Linked DNA regions of Homo sapiens: region 2 is linked to region 1. A link is an interaction called in ENCODE POLR2A ChIA-PET data of the cell type or tissue named here. Cell type or tissue: PC-9. All regions are shown on one strand. Links, peaks and the distances in the headings refer to the core of each region. The heading gives the core; the rest is flanking DNA. Region 1 overlaps FARP2 (FERM, ARH/RhoGEF and pleckstrin domain protein 2). Region 2 has its middle 22 kb from the start of BOK-AS1.

The links. ChIA-PET counts read pairs that join two places held together with the same protein. Peaks named below come from ENCODE experiments on the same cell type or tissue, not always from the same donor. Only the 100,000 strongest peaks of a DNase experiment are listed, where the experiment ranks them.
Region 2: POLR2A ChIA-PET joins it to region 1 with 6 read pairs; 4 of 35 experiments call an interaction of 5 or more read pairs at or near these places.

What each region holds. Positions count from the first base shown.
Region 1 is chr2:241,367,435-241,371,962 of GRCh38, forward strand. The region is part of intron 1 of FARP2 (FERM, ARH/RhoGEF and pleckstrin domain protein 2); the gene reads left to right. LOC105373973 (a long non-coding RNA gene) reads right to left here. Exons shown (of 3, transcript XR_924066.2): 2 at 2,941-3,103. Among named protein-coding and RNA genes, the nearest start is that of FARP2, 13 kb to the left of the region's middle. In PC-9, for the core only: no CTCF peak of the experiment used is centred there; a DNase peak (open chromatin) is centred at 2,058; H3K27ac peaks cover 381 bases.
Region 2 is chr2:241,578,948-241,583,197 of GRCh38, forward strand. No RefSeq gene overlaps it. Among named protein-coding and RNA genes, the nearest start is that of BOK-AS1, 22 kb to the left of the region's middle. RefSeq lists enhancers at 523-1,024, 1,025-1,524. In PC-9, for the core only: no CTCF peak of the experiment used is centred there; no DNase peak of the experiment used is centred there.

The sequences.
Region 1 (4,528 bases), core at 277-4,276:
TTAGAAAGAGAATAAAGAAGGATCCGTCTCTTGCTGTGCTGCAGTAAAGAGGTAATGCGCCCCAGGGCCGAGGGATTGAGGAGGAATTCCATTTGAACATCATCAGCAGTGAAGTTTCTTCCCAATGCTGCAGTGGACTTTCATATTAGATGAGTGTAGTGAAATATTAAGTTCATATTCTGGTTTCTTGGGTTGGTCGTAGAGGAGTTTAGTTTTTTATTTTCCCAAAGCAGACAGTGAAAAATATTTTAGGAAAGGTGATTTTTTTTAAATTGCAAAATAGAAATGTTAGCCTCTACCCGTTACTGTGGATGGTGGACTATGCTTTTGTCTAAAAAGCCATGTGCTGATTTTCCAGCAGAAGGGGAAGAGTTTTGGTAGCCAAGTCTGGGCCCAAGTCCTAGCTCTGTCACTTCTGAGTTATTTGTTCCTTGGCAGGCCTTTTTTTTTTTAATAGATTTTATTTTTTAGAGCAGTTTTAGGTTAATAGCAAAATTAAGCAGGAGATAAAGAGATTTTCCATATACCCTCCACCCCCACATACACACAGCATCCCCTACTGTCAACATTTGTCACTAGAGTGGTCCATTTGTTACAAACCTACTCAGTACATCATTATCACCCAAAGCTTTGGCAGACTTTTGAGCTGAATTTTCCAACTTTAAAATGGAAATGACATGTCACGGGGTTTTCTTTTATTATTAAATGAGACTATACCCACAAGAGCCGAGTTTGTAGTAGGCAGGACCAAATGTCAGTAGTGCAAATTGTATCGGCCACCAGAAATGTTTTTAGGAATGAAGACTGCAAAGCATTTCATTCACGTTGAAAGAAGATGGCACAATAAGCTGAGTCCCCCACAGATTCTTGGTTGTTTACTTTGCCACTTTCCTCTGGGTATCTGGGAGGTTTCGCTGGCAGGAGCAGGGATGGGCAGAGGTTGGCACCAGGTTCCTGGGACCACAGAACATGGTGCGCCAAGGACTGTTCATGGCCTTGCCGTGTTCCTAGTCTAGCCTGTGTGTTCTTGCCTCTTTAATACTTGTTTATAAGCGCACAAAGCAAAACAAATGTAATTTTCATTAGTCAAAATTTATGTGAAACAGCCTCAGCCTCCCGAGTAGCTGGGATTGACAGGCTTTGACACCGAGGTTAACCGACAGTCACAACAATGGGGTTACCTGCCGGTATTCTATTAATGTATTTTTTTACATTTCTTTAGAGATAGAGTCTCACTATGTTGCCCAGGCTGGTTTCAAACTGCTATTCTCAAGTGATCCTCCCACCTCAGTCTCCTGAGTAGCTGAGATTATAGGTGTGCGCCACTATTCCTGGCTTTATTAAGGTCTTTTTAAGTTTTCATAAGCTTAGTAATAAACTTAAAGTCTTAAACTTAAGTCTTAGTCTTAAATTTAGTGTTAAAGTCTTAAATATAAGTCTTAGTCTTAATCTTAAAGCTGAGTAATTATTAAACGGATAGTTTATGCCACGTTACTATTATGTGACAACAAACAGATTTTTCTTTGGGATATCAGCAACAGAGTACCACAGGGTCATCTCCTCTCAAGTGAATCTGTCTTCTTAAGATCAGTCTCATGAACAAGGGTATCTTGTTGTGGCCCTGCATCTCAGCTGCAGCCATGTTGACGTCTGTCTGGGCTAAATGAAAATGAGGATGTAAGTCGCTGCTTGGAAAGTGTGCAAACGTGTAAAGATTTCCTCTGTGAGCCACATATTTGAGAAGAGAGTTTGATATTCCTTAAGCTAGGAAAAGTGTTTTTTATTTGTCTAGTGTGTCATGTTCTCGTGGAAGAGGAAGCAATGTTAAAAAACTTGTTTTAAACATTTTTGTTATAAAATAAACACACATAAAAACATGAATCAGATATATGGCTTAATGAATTATAAAATGAACACTGTCCAGATCAAGAAATAAAACTGTGCCCTGCCCACCTAAGAACTCCTTCTCTGTGTTCCATCCCAGTGACAGTCCCTCTCTCCCATCAAGAAGGGACCACTTTAGTAATAACTTCCTGGTGTTTTCTCTTTATGGTTTTATCAGTGGAATGTGCACCTCTAGGGAGTACAGGTTAGTCTTGTCTATTTTTTTTTTTTAGCAGTAGATGTTTAGACATGACTTTCTTATAATGAGTAGAAGAGAAAGAACCTGAAGAAATTTTTAAAGCTATACTTAAGAAAACATAAATGAGAATTATACAGTAGAATAAATAAGAGAAATGACTTCTAAAAATGTATTTCAGTTGTATAAATGTTTACAGATTTGTAGCATTACTTAAGGGAAAGAATGCCTTTGGTGACCAAAGTAAAACATCCTATCCTTTGTTTCAGAAGAACCCACTGTTGGTGGTTCTATATTTAATAAATGTTGTGAGCTGACCAAGAACATATAGATCACTTATTTTTATTTTCATGTTTTCACGTTGGAGGAACCTTCAAAGTGGAAGTCTTCTTCATTTGCATTCTCTTACTTTTGCATTAACTACTCAATAAATAAAAGTTTGTGAAAAAGACAAATATCATATATTCTCACTCATATGTGGGAACTGAAAAAAAGTGATGGTTACCAGAGGTTGGGAAGGGTAGTAGGGGGTGGGAAATTAAGAAGGATTAATTAATGGGTACAAAAATGCAGTAAGAAGAAATAAGATCTATTGTTTGGTAGCACAATAGGGCAACTATAGTTAATACCTTATTGTATATTTCAAAATAACTGGAGGAGTGGATTTGGAATGTTCCCAACAGAAAGAATTTGTAAATGTTTGAGGTCGAGGATATCCCAAATACCCTAATTTGACCATTACACATTGTTTGCTTGTATAAGGATACAAAACTTGAGTTAGACAGCAGTTTAGAAGATCTATTATATAGCATGGTGACTCTAGTTAGTATTGTATTTCTGAAAATTGCTAAGATACATACCGTATTTCTGAACATTACTAATTTTTGTGGATTTTAAGTGTTCTCACCACAAAAAATTTGAAGTTTGTGAGGTCTTGCATATGTTAATTGCCTCAATTTGGCCATCCCGTAGTGTAGACATATTTCAGGGCATCATGTTGTACATGATAAGTATATACAATTTCTGTCAATTAAAAAATAAGAAAAAAAATCACATACCCCATAAACATGTACAATTATGCACTCATAAAAATTAAGTAAAAGTTTGTGGAACTGAAATGAAAAGGCTCGTTTATGATTCTCAGAACTTCATATATCTCATGTTTAATATTAGTGTTGCAAAAACGGTAATTTTGTTAAAGTGTTGTTCTGTTTGTGGTTGTAGTCTTTTGTCTTTTGCTGTTATCATCTTTACAGTACATTTCATGATGTACCAGTTCATGTTTTTTGGTGCCAGTGACATTAAGTAAATACTTAGCAAATGTTTACAGTAAGAATTTAGTTCCTTCCCTCAAGGAGCATCCAGCATGGAGAAAGACAGCTGAAGATGATGGGTAACTGCCAACCTGTGCCAAACGTGCAGCTCAGGTAATAAATGTGTCAGTCAGTGGCTTTGTTTAGGAATTAGGATGGGACCTTGCACTGCCTTGTTGTTTTGTTCATAGTACTCACATTTTGCTTCTCCCGGAGGATTTAGCTCTTCATTTTTTGCTTTCTTGTTTGATAAATTGGACGTGTGCAGAAGTTCAAAAGGTTGTCTTTGTGGGTAAGGTTTAAGTGTACAGTAGGAAATGCCTGGCAGTAAGTCACTGAGAGCCTATTTGAAATTAAGAGATTAAAAAGGTTCTTTTCTAGGTGTGGTGGCTCGCCTGTAATCCCAGCACTTTGGGAGGCCAAGGTCGGAGGATGAGTTGAGGCCAGGAGTTGAAAACCAGCCTGGCCAACATGGTGAAACCCCATCTCTACTAAAAATACAAAAAATTAGCTGGGTGTGATGGCGCATGCCTGTGGTCCCAGCTACGCCAGAGGCTGAGGTGGGAGAATTGCTTGAGCCCGGGAGGTGGAGGTTGCAGTGAACCAAGATGGGGCCAGTGCACTTCAGCCTGGGCAACAGAGCAAGACTCCGTCTCCAAAAATAGCCGGGGGTTCTTGATTTGCTTGTCTTGATGACAAAATAAGCATGAAAAAGAGGAAAGGGCCAGGAGACTCGGAGCAATTAAGTTGTCGTGCAAGGGGACTGGGCTAGAAATTGAGTGAGATTAACTCTTTAAAAGGTTACAGATTAGCGGAAGACTCTGAGAGTGATTGGGTGAGATAAAATAATGCGTGCAGTGCTACATGCTTTGTTGATTAAACACCGAGCATTTGTATCTCACCTCCACCAGTTTTGCCATATTTTTTGCCATACTATGTTTTATTGTATTAAATATTTAAAAATTGATTTTTAAACATAAGACATTTCACAAGGGAAGTTGCCATAAATAATAGATTATTAATAAATATTAAAAACAAGCTAGTATTATTAATTTTAGCTGATACTTAATACTAAATATTTAGTACCTAATACTAGCCTGATCTTCGTTAAAAACAATGAAGACACATTTTACTA
Region 2 (4,250 bases), core at 251-4,250, 210 kb after region 1:
AAAATGTATACTGGGAAAAAAGTTTTATAACATAGCACATTTTCAAAGTGTCGGTGACTTGAGTGGGAAGCAGGGCAGTGACTGTCGGGGACTGAGGGTGGGGGGATGGTGTTGAACGGGCGCGGGGTCTCCTTCTGGCGTGATGAAGGCTTTGGAAGCACACAGAAGTGATGGTTGTACGTTATGAATGTATTAAATGCTGCTAAATTGTAGACTTTAAGAGATGGTTAAAATGGTGAATTTTTTTAACCATCTATAGGACTCTGATAAAAATGTTGTTTTATGTATATTTTACCTCAATAAAAATTATAACTTAAAATGAGAAATATTAGGATTAATATTCCTTATTCAAACGAGCTCATGAGTTTGGAAAATCAAGAAAATGATTAAAAAAAAAAAAGAGAGAGAGAAATGCAAACCAAAACCACCCCAAGACTCCATTTCTCACCTACAAGATTGACCCAAATCCAAATTTGACACCAGATTCGGCTGCTGAGGGGGGCAGGGACTTCCTACAATGCTGTGGGGATGCAGAACGCCTGGCCCCTTGGGGACAGGGACAACACCCAGACAAGCCAGATGAGCCTCTCCCCGCCGACTGGCAATCCCACTTCCAGAAATGTATCCTTAAGATACGATGGCCAGAATCCACAAGGATGTGGAAATGCCCTTCTAACCAGACTTAGAAGACAAGCACTCTGCAGTCCCAACGGAGGTGCTGGGTCCAACTCTGACATTTGATTGGCCAAAGACTGGAAACAACCCAAGGCCCAGCATGAGGGGATCTGCTGGCTAACTCACGGTGAGCTAATCCACGGCGAGCTAACCCACGGCGAGCTAACCCACGGCGAGCTAACCCACCGCCAGCTAACCCACGGCGAGCTAACCCACGGCGAGCTAACCCACGGCCAGCTAACCCACGGCGAGCTAACCCACGGCCAGCTAACCCACGGCCAGCTAACCCACGGCCAGCTTACCCACGGCCAGCTAACCCACGGCCAGCTAACCCACGGCGAGCTAACCCACGGCCAGCTTACCCACGGCGAGCTAACCCACGGCGAGCTAACCCACGGCGAGCTAACCCACGGCGAGCTTACCCACGGCGAGCTAACCCACGGCGAGCTAACCCACGGCGAGCTAACCCACGGCGAGCTTACCCACGGCGAGCTAACCCACGGCGAGCTAACCCACGGCGAGCTAATCCACGGCGAGCTAACCCACGGTGAGCTAATCCACGGCGAGCTAACCCACGGCGAGCTTACCGGAGCACTCGGTAGCTGTGCTAGAGGCCTGTGTGGAGCAAATGTGCCTGGTTTTACAGTTCTGACAAGAAAGCCAGTCAAATGATTTGTATTCGCAAAACAAATTATAACAATTTCTAGAATTTAAACAAATGGACTTGTGTATCAAGTTGGTGACAGAAGCGCAGAGTAGTTAATCCAATTACATCATATTTTAACTTTGTATCTTCAAAGGGAAAGGTCTAAAAAAGCTAGCAGAAAAAAACTTTGACCAGTAGTCATTGTTAACAATACCTTTTTTGGTAGAGGTGGGGTCTTACTATGTTGCCCAGGCTTATTTTGAAATGATTATATGCATTTATATGTAGAATAAAGCAAATAATGTTAATGTTGTAATGAACCAAGATTTTCAGCTTAAGAGGTAAAATCAAAGAATATTTAAAAACCCTTATAATCTTAACATTTGAATGGAAAACAGTATGAATTCATATTTTTCAAAAATACATGTGTATATCCCATGCTAAAGTAGTTAAGGGTGAAGGGTCCTGATCTCTAATACAACCTCACGATTCAGAGAAAATAAACCAGAAATTTTTTTTTTTTTTTTTTTTTGAGAGAGAGTGTCTTGCTCTGTCGCCCAGGCTGGAGTGCAATGGTGTGATCTCGGCTCACTGCAACCTCTGCCTCGCAGGTTTAAGCAATTCTCCTGCCTCAGCCCCCCGAGTAGCTGGGATTACAGGTGCCCGCCACCATGCCTGACTAATTTTTTGTATTTTTAGTAGAGATGGGGTTTTGTCATGTTGGCCAGGTTCGAACTCCTTACCTCAGGTGATCCATCCACCTCGGCCTCCCAAAGTGCTGGGATTACAGGCATGAGCCACCGCGCCTAGCTGAGAAAATAAATTTTAGAACAATTTTCTGGTTTTGTCCATGGAAAGGCTGGGAGGTAGAGCAGCCCAGCCATCATAAGCAGTCAGTGCTCAGTCTGTGGCCTCCAATTCCCACTCCCTCCAATTCCCACTCCCCACTAACGAGAACCAGGGCTCTGGAGAAATGGGTAGTTCCAGGTTCTGGGCAGGAAAAGTCAGAGGCAGCTGTGGCCCCAGAGCAAGGAGGCATCAAAGCCCACTGGATGGAGGGGCTCCTCTGTCCAATTACGAGATAATCTGAGCATCTCCTGTTTGCCAAAGATATACGCAGCACTTGATTAAAATGATATCAAATACAGTTGGCCCTCCATTTCTGTGGATTCAACTGTGTATAAAAAATATTCCTGGCCGGGCATGGTGGCTCACACCTGTAATCCTAGCACTTTGGGAGGCTGAGGTGGGTGGATCACGAGGTCAGGAGATCGAGACCAGCCTGGCTAACATGGTGAAATCCCGTCTCTACTAAAAATACAAAAAATTAGCCAGGTGTGGTGGCGGGCGCCTGTAGTCCCAGCTACTCGGGAGGCTGAGGCAGTAGAATGGCATGAACCCGGGAGGCAGAGCTTGCAGTGAGCCGAGATCGCACCACTGCACTTCAGCCTGGGCAACAGAGCGAGACTCCATCTCAAAAAATAAATAAATAAATAAATAAATAAAAATAAAAATATTCCCCAAAAGCCCACAATAAAAAACCCCAAAAATATACAGTATAACAACTGCGTACAGAGCATTTACACTGTATCAGGTATTATAAGCAATCTAGAGATGACTTAAGGTATATGTGAGAATGTGCATAAGTTGCATGCAAATCCCATGCCATTTTATACAAGAGACTCGAGCATCTGATTTTGGTACCCGTGTGGGTCCTGTAACGCACCCCTGTGGATACTGAGGACAGACTGTATACATGAAAGCATTAAGCTCGTAACATGAGTAGGGAAGCGGGAAGGGTAAGTGCAGTGGTGTGAGGAACTCCCAGTCCTTTGGCACCACTGGAGGGTGCCAGGACATTCTTACTCCAAAAATTGATCATTAAAGGGAAATAATTAAGTGCTTATGCTGCCTTTCTAGTATGAACGCACTTCAGGGTAACCTGACTTACCCTAATGGATAAAGGGAAGGTCTGAGAGAATTCCAGCCACTAAATGTCCTTCTGATGAGACAGAAGACGAGAATTCTGCAGTCCCAGTGAAGGTTCTGGTTCTAGCAATGGTCACCCACAGGTGGCAAAACTGTCAGGGGAACAGTTGAGGGGAAACTGACGATAAAGGGGTCAGGCTGTCGCCATCCAAGCTTATTAATGCTTCAACAAAGTGACACAATTGGACATGAGGCTGTGACACGAGGAACTGAGCACCGTCCGGGTGTGATTCCAGCCACAACTTTAGATCCAACTTCCAGACGACAGGATATAGAGGGGACAGAGGAACAAGTTAAACACTACAAGGAGGATGCTAAGTCCAGACTGGGGACACCTTCGAGGACAAGTGACCAGCTTCACCAACAAGTCAAGGGCACAGGGGAGGGAAGAGGGGGACTTTTAGGATCAAAAGGATCCTAAAAGACTTTGTAGCCAAACACAAACGTGAATAAAGCTTTGATAATCCAATCGTGTGAGGATATTTCTTAGGCAGTAAGGGAAATACGAATAGGACTGTTAGAGAACATTACAGAATTCTTATGCATTTTGTGAAAACAGCACTGTGCCGTCAGTTATTGACTTCTTGTCTCTTGGCTTGTCTGTGCTCTGCCCTGAGTGCTGCCCTTCCACACACCCTTCCAGCTGGGTGTGCTGGAGCCCTGGATGCAGGAGTTGGGGCTGGGACCTCCCTGGTGTTCCCAGGTTATTTCAGCATCACTTTGGGAGCAGAGACAGCTCTGAGCCCAGCCACCAGGTCCCTTGGTGCCCCCTTGGCTCCTGGAGTACAGTCCTAGGCCCTCCTGCCCCTCTTGCGAGAACCAAGCACATCCTGTAAGCTCTGAGGTCCCTGAAACCCCACCCTGGTAATACTTTTTGTCCCCAAGCCCTGGAGGTGGTACCTGCGGTTGCTACCCTGGATGTTAACCCTGCGCAGCCTGT